Linked DNA regions of Homo sapiens: region 2 is linked to region 1. Evidence: chromatin contacts called from ENCODE Hi-C data. All regions are on one chromosome and are shown on one strand. Each heading gives the region's core, a stretch centred on a gene start or an enhancer-like site at or near the end of the contact. The rest is flanking DNA. Distances are from core to core; before and after follow the strand shown. Region 1 overlaps SCFD2 (sec1 family domain containing 2). Region 2 overlaps LNX1 (ligand of numb-protein X 1).

Region 1 (3,545 bases), core at 553-3,052:
CAGGTTTTCAGAGAAAAGCTATAGAATCCAGCTGCTATTATTTTAATGGGCATGAACTGAAACTTAATAGAATGTGACTGGCCTCAAAGTTCAATAGAAGTACTTTCCAATTGTCTATAATCTCACTATCATGCAGAACGATCTGCTTGATTCAGCCAAAACTTAAATGAGTTTCTTCTATGTACTTTTCTCTTTTGATGGTGCAGAAGAGATGTGTGATCCTGACAGAACAATCTAAAGCCTGATGTGGAGATCTGGGTCTTAACAACCCCTCTAAAAGCACTGTGGGGACTCTAATGGCTTTCCTTTGGATGGTCAGCCACACCTCCCAACTACCTTTGACGAACTTGCCATCTTCCATAAATGACTGTAAATTCCTACTACTTGCAAACTATTAGTCCTCTCTCACTATCAGCCCCTTTATTATTTTCGTCCAGTATTGATTGGCTCTAGAAGTAATAAATTTCACAGTGTTGGTAGCGCTTCCTCTGTCATGGATTAACTTCCTTCCAGGGACCTTAATAATCTTAGAGTCCTATCTTCCCAGAAGCATTTTCCAAAGTCCTCATAGGCACTAAATAAACAAAGGATTACATGGTCAAATGAGTTTGGTAAATACTGGTTGAGAACCACAAAGTTAAATAAGTTTTCCTTAAGAACAACCTTTTGAGATCTTTTAATATCAAATGTAAAGGGAGAATCTACTGGAAGAACACATGGTATGCAGAGATTTTCAAACTTACTTGGCTAAAGAATACCTTTTTTTAGCAAGCACCTTGTAGGACAGATGTGCCGCTGAACATATTCTGGAATCTGGATTACAAAAGAAGAAACTGGAGTCAAAGTCTTCACAAATGATTATGGCTTTCCCTTCGTTCTCGTAATTCTGAGACTTAGTGCTGACCTTATATATAACCTCCATTTATAGACACACATAGTCTCAACCTCCATTTCTACAGACTGAAGGATCCTAACCTTCTTGTTTTTTCACTATTATGGCATCTGAGCTCTCCCACTATCACCCCCTGCTTCCCTTTATCATTTTAATTGCATTTCTCAGAACCCTGTCCAATTTGAAGCTATCTTTCTGGAGGAACAAGTTTGGAAGCAGCACACACATTCCAGGTGGGAACATGGATGGCCCTGTAAACACCTTCAGTCTGGTTTCCTGTAGCTTTCCCAAAACCCCTTGCATTTCACTGGCCTGCTGGCCTACCGGAGCTCTGTGCTCACTATACTTTCTCGGGCTGCACTGAGAGCTTGGAGCACATCACCTTCTAAGTCAAGGGCTTGTTTCATTTCCTCTCTGAGATTAGATTAGAGACCATCTTATTCTACCTCATATCCTCCACAGCATCCAGCCTCCCACATGATAACTGAGTCCTCAAAAGTCTTGCATTTGTTTTGCTGAGTTGATATTTTAGAAGTTTCTTCCCGAGTTATTATCTTGCTCTGGCCTCAAAGAAAACATATTCAACACATTTCTATAGCTTTACAAGATCTTGTTTATTCCTGACAGCTTCGCAATTACTCTACATTTACAGGTACTTTCTTCGAATTACTTAAAACTATTTTCTATGAACTGTTTCTTAGGGCTTTGTACTGCTTCTTCAAGATACGACAAAAATTTATATTCAAAACGTGACTTTTACACAATAGTAAATACATTGGCAATGACAAGAACAGTCTAGCAAACAGGTTTGTGCTTTTAGAGGCAGACACGCTAAGTTCTGCTGAATGTCAAGGCTGACTTGGGAATCCAGCTGCTTCTTACACTATAGCAATGAGGACAGAACATTCTTGGCGGAAATCCCTGTCCTTGTGGGCAAGCTGCCTTTAAACTAGACCTCCCAGTACCTGGCACAGTTCTGGGCTCACAGTAGATACTCAATAAACTTTTCTGAAACGAATAAATCATTGAATAAAGGATGAATAAGTGAACAAAGAAACATTTTGGAAGAGAAACATCTTAGGTATGGTATTGGTCACCTCTCTCAAGTGAAAGTTTTCATTCCTTTTGCTTCTTTTCCCATTTTGGGGCCGGGCTGGGGGGCGCGGTCCAGCCTCTCCAACATATGTCTTTACACTCTCAGGACGTTCCTCAGATCCCAAATACATAGCAGCAGGTAGTGTAATCAGTTATGTCCTTAGAATGGTGACAATTTAAAATTTCTGCACCTCTTTTGTTCCAGAAAATTCATGCCTTAAAAGACCAACGGCAAACTCTTCAAAATGCCTTCAGGAAATAAAGGTGACATTTGTTTCTATAGCGTACCTTGAAAAAGCATCCAGTTCAAACACTGTTCCAAAGCACTAGCTATGTCTGATTTCATATTTTACATTTGGACTTTATTTTCCCCCTAAAAAAGGCAGACATCAGAATATTATGTTTGCCAACTCATGAAACAATTGTTACTATTCTGTATTCTTTCTATGAGGATAGTATTATGAGGCTGTGCTCATAATAAAACCTTCATCCTAAATCTCTGTGCACCTTATGAATTTCACTGCATCTTTGCTTTTTTTTCCCCCCCAAAGAAGTCATTCAGGTTCCTTTAATAATACCAGTAAATAGCTCCAGCCTTCCACAGCTGCAGAGGTTTACTGTCCTGAGAGATTTTTCAGTGTTACAATTCATGCTTCCAATCAAAACAGTGACAGAGTTGACAGGATTTAGTGAGAAGAAGGACTTGATTAGGAACCAGGACACTACTGAGCAAATATTAAACAACTACAGGGAATTTCTAATATGCAGTGTTCTCTCTGTTCACAACAAAAACAAGCCAGAAACAATTTCCTGTGCTGCAGCTAAGTGAAATGGAAGTTTGTTTTTAAGGTTCCTTGTAGTGTGTTGTGTACATTTCAGCAAAGCCGATTTCACCTATGAGAGGCACTGGCTCCTTAAATAACTCCATTCTTCTCATTTCAAATAGAAACCAGCTGCACTTCTAAACTGTAACAAGAACACCTATCCAGGAGGTCAAAGCTGGAAGACACCTCACTGTGAAACGCTTCAAGCTTCTTTATCTGGGTTACAAGTTTGGTCTGCAGTGAATTGTCAGTGACAACCTGTGGCCTGGAATTTAATTCCTTGATGCCTTCATAACATTATTATTTCTTCCTCTCTAGAGGATAAACAAGTACATAATATACTATGAATTGGAGGCTGAAACCGACATTGATTGTGGGGAGAGGAAAAGGTTCTGGGAACACAAATCTGGGGATTTTTCATTGAGAATAAGTAATTTTGAAAAACCAGGTTTTAGGCTTTTTTTTTTTTTTTTTTAATAGCTTAACTCCTTCTATGGGTTAATTTGAGAGGACTCCATCCCCCTACTCCCTGCCCCACAAATTTCCAAAAACAACAGCAAGAAAGATCCTGGCAGAAGTCAAAGGGTCAATGGATCCTAAATAGTTTTCAGGTTCAAGTATGCACCATCAACAATGAGAAAAGCCCAGCCGTGTTATAATGACTCACCCCTTGACAAGAGATTCCAAACCGTGAAATCGAACAACTGCATATTTAGCCCTACGAATTGCATGGC
Region 2 (3,545 bases), core at 467-2,966, 470 kb after region 1:
AATTCATGAATTATTTCATGAATTCCACCACCGGATCAACCCACTAAAGAACCACTTAGAATGAATGGAACTACATTATGCCATTTAATAGAGGTAACTTGCTCATAACTGTAGCAGTTCTCTATTAATTCCTGGAACAGTTTGGAGATTCTAGCTTTACTTGCAGGCAAGTTGGCCTGCAACTAAGAAAAGTGGAACCTGGTCTAGTATCTATACTCAAACCAATCATGGTCAATGGGTAACAAAAGTCCTGGCCGATCACTCCCACATTCTCTCATTAATTTTGAAAATAGTCACCTAACAAGCTACTAATTTCTCTTGATTCTCTGCCACCCCAGTGCCTTTAAAATCCCTTTACTTTTTACCTGTTTTTATTCTTCCATCTCTGCTTATGACTCCTCCGGGCTCAACACTGATGACATAGATAGGCAAATCCCATTCTCTATGTGATGCTCCCCCTGCGACGGTCATGCCGAGAGATTCACCGGGGTCTTTTTGGATATTTACCACCTTCTCATGACAAGTAATTGTAGGATGGAGGGGCTGAAGGCACAGATGGAAAAACATGGCACATGAATTCACAACTCTGGTAGTTTTTGAATGTAGAAAATGCAAAGTGGGTTTCCATTTTCTAAATGCAAAAATTACCAAAGCTGCATAAATTATGCAAAGTGCATAAATACAATGGTGGTTCTTGAAATCACAGAGAAAGACACCTGGAAAGAACCCTCACCTTATCCACTCCCAACCATAATAGGGTTACATTGTCCCAAATTCTACAGGTTAACTCAGATAAAGTTTACACTTCAAAAGGAAAGAGTAAAAATGGAGGAAGGAACCGATTACAGACCATTAGAAAAATATATTTCTAAAATATTTTCATAGAGAAAAAGTATTGCTTTGTTGCTCAGGCTGGTCTGGAACTCCTGGCTCCAAGTGCCTTGGCCTCCCAAAGTGCTGGGATTACAAGCATGAGCCACTGCTCCTGGCCATGGAGGAATCTTAAGCACACAGAGTGAACTGCACCCAAAATTTCTCAAGTGAGTCATTTATTCCTGATAGTAGTGAGTCAGCATTTCAAAAACACTCTGTCATTTATAAATATCAGAAACTTTTCTATGTTAAAAAAAAGTAACCATATTTTATAGAGTCTTCTTTCACACCTGCTCAGTGCTTACCAGGCAGCCTTGCCTGCGGTGAGCAAGAGATGTTTAGTTGTGCACTGAGGGGCTGGATGCAATGGCTGAAATACCACAAATATGGCATGTGTGCATGTGTCCTGTCTCATGAACCAGTGTCCATGACCATTTCCTTTCTTAACCAGAAAAGCGACCAATGTCAGCAATGGAAAAAGAAAATCATCTGTGAAAGCTTCACACCCAGGGTTACCTGACTTTGGCTGGAGAGGAGGAGAGTTACGTATGAAAGAGATGACTTTTCTATCTATCTTTTTTCGCCATTCTCCTCACCCTACTTTGGACACCTTACAATGTTCCTTGATGTTTAAAAACATAATTTATGGTAAAATAGTTTAAGCTAATTAAAAACACAATGGGTACCTGAATATTTCTCAAACTATAAGATGTATTTCCATTTTAGAATATTTGCTTTGGATATTTAGAATAAAACATTTTAGACAAGTAAAAAAGCATAAAGAATAACAGAATGACCTACCCATGTACCTCAAAACCCTACATCAGAAATAAACATTCCATGTGCACTTAGTCGCTCTATGACTCTTTCTGCTCATAGGCCTTGCCTCCCCACAGAGGTAAACCATGCAAAATTTGATGCCTAGCATTCCTTAACTTTTTTAATTGGCTAAAAGTTTTCTGTCCCACAAATCCTGCTTTGTCTTCTTTGGTATTTCTTTGAATTGTTTAAGCTCTTATTTTTAAAAAGCTACCTGGTTTCCTAAACCAAACAAGATTTTAGTAAGAATATAAAAACTGAAATAATCAAAGAGCCATATATGTCTCAGTTTTTTTAAATATGTTACTTTTTTGTGAGGATATTTCAGAAGTCAGATAGAATATAAGTTAAAACGGAAATAATTACAATTCCGACTAAGTCAGTTTGCACGTTTCCAGGAATTAAGACATATGACAGAGGGTTGCAGCAGAAATGTGACCAGATCCTCCCAGCTCTTTCATGATGAGGAGGTGGAAGGAATTCTAAAACCACAGTGCAGATGGAGGCTACCTTCTCCATAATTTGATGACTTAGAATATGACGTATTCTAGTTAATTCAACTAAAATTAGTTAATTGGATAAAAACTTCAATTAATTAATTAAGCTAATAAACTAGTTTTTCATTAATAAAGATGATCAGTTAAATTTAAACATTAAGCATTTACTAGCAAAAAGACATCACGGAGTCCTTATCCATAAAATGTTTTAGCAGGATATATCTGGTCTGTCTAGACTCCTTATTGTAGAGAAACAGGTAATTTATGGATTTATGAGGCTTGGCTGGCTGGAGAACCTGGAGGGGTGTATAACCTTGTAGGCTATGTAATTAACATAGTATAAAGCAGAGATGTTCCAAAATAAAAAATTTGAATATTGTTTCTCTATATATTACTCAAAAACTCAATTTGTAAGCTATTCCAACCAACATATAGATTGACGTAGAAAGAAAAGGGCATTCCCTACTTTCTGTTGCAAGAAGAATGAGCTACCTTTAAGAATTTTTTTTAGTTACAAGTGATGCCATGAAACCAGAACTCAGGAGAGATGACTGAAAGAAGCTCATCAGCATCACAACAGGATGCCAAGCCAAAGCTATAGGACTCTTAATTTGGACTAAACAAGGTTTGTGTTGCTTAAACACGCATCCAAATGAAGAGGTTAAGGCATTGCCTCTAATAGAAGCCACAGAGAGAAGTACAAATTGGGCTGAGTCACTTCATTTAAAGTGAGGCTGCAAACTGGTGGCCTGAAGAATGAATTCCACCCACAGATCCACAGTGTTTTAGAGTTTTCTGGATTTGAATGCCATATAACATGTGCTCTCTGGTTTGCCCCAATCCCCACCACTCCCTAATGTTACATGAGCTTCAAGTGTTTAAATTATCTTCCTGGGCCCTTCGGCAAACACAAACAAAAACTAAAAGTAGCGGGGAAATCACTCATTTCTAGGCAGACTGAAAAATTCAAAAGCCAGAAACCAGGCAAACTGCTTGCTTCATTTCAAAGTGAATAAAATAAGTCCTCAAACAAGATGACTCTTGGTAAAAACATGCCATTTATTTGGCTTAGGCTAGAAATCAGGTCCCTGTATGAGGTCTGCATGATCAGGTTTCAAAACTTTCCTGCACCTTCTTCTCTCCTGCTTGGATGGGAGACACCTGTTATCTCTCCAAGTCTTAAATATGGGACTTTGGGCTTTTAGTTTTACAAGTCAAAGTGTTTCTTTAAGTAAAAAAGTCCAGAGATGACACTTAGACATGTTAAAACAAGCAGCCTTCCCAAGAAATAGCCCCTTGCAGGAGCAGGCGACCTGCCCTAGAGGCCTCACCTTGGGAGTGTTGCTCCTCTCCCCT

The links. A loop is a pair of places that touch in the nucleus more often than their neighbours do. Pooled maps may share reads with other maps.
Region 2: a map of Panc1 shows a loop between it and region 1 (5-fold over the local background). The contact joins two enhancer-like sites. A Hi-C loop is called at or near these places in 2 of 168 maps with a recorded cell type or tissue (Panc1 and chondrocyte), 2 of 37 single-sample maps with no recorded cell type and 2 of 50 pooled maps.

What each region holds. Positions count from the first base shown.
Region 1 is chr4:53,008,734-53,012,278 of GRCh38, forward strand. The region is part of intron 5 of SCFD2 (sec1 family domain containing 2); the gene reads right to left. Among named protein-coding and RNA genes, the nearest start is that of SCFD2-AS1, 83 kb to the left of the region's middle. RefSeq lists an enhancer at 976-1,215. Within about 2 kb of position 1,803, at least 5 of the 41 ENCODE cell types and tissues checked have a DNase peak (open chromatin) inside an H3K27ac peak, as active enhancers do.
Region 2 is chr4:53,478,200-53,481,744 of GRCh38, forward strand. It overlaps LNX1 (ligand of numb-protein X 1), which reads right to left. Exons shown (of 11, transcript NM_001126328.3): 7 at 3,521-3,545; 8 at 366-543. Among named protein-coding and RNA genes, the nearest start is that of LNX1-AS1, 20 kb to the right of the region's middle. Within about 2 kb of position 1,717, at least 3 of the 41 ENCODE cell types and tissues checked have a DNase peak (open chromatin) inside an H3K27ac peak, as active enhancers do.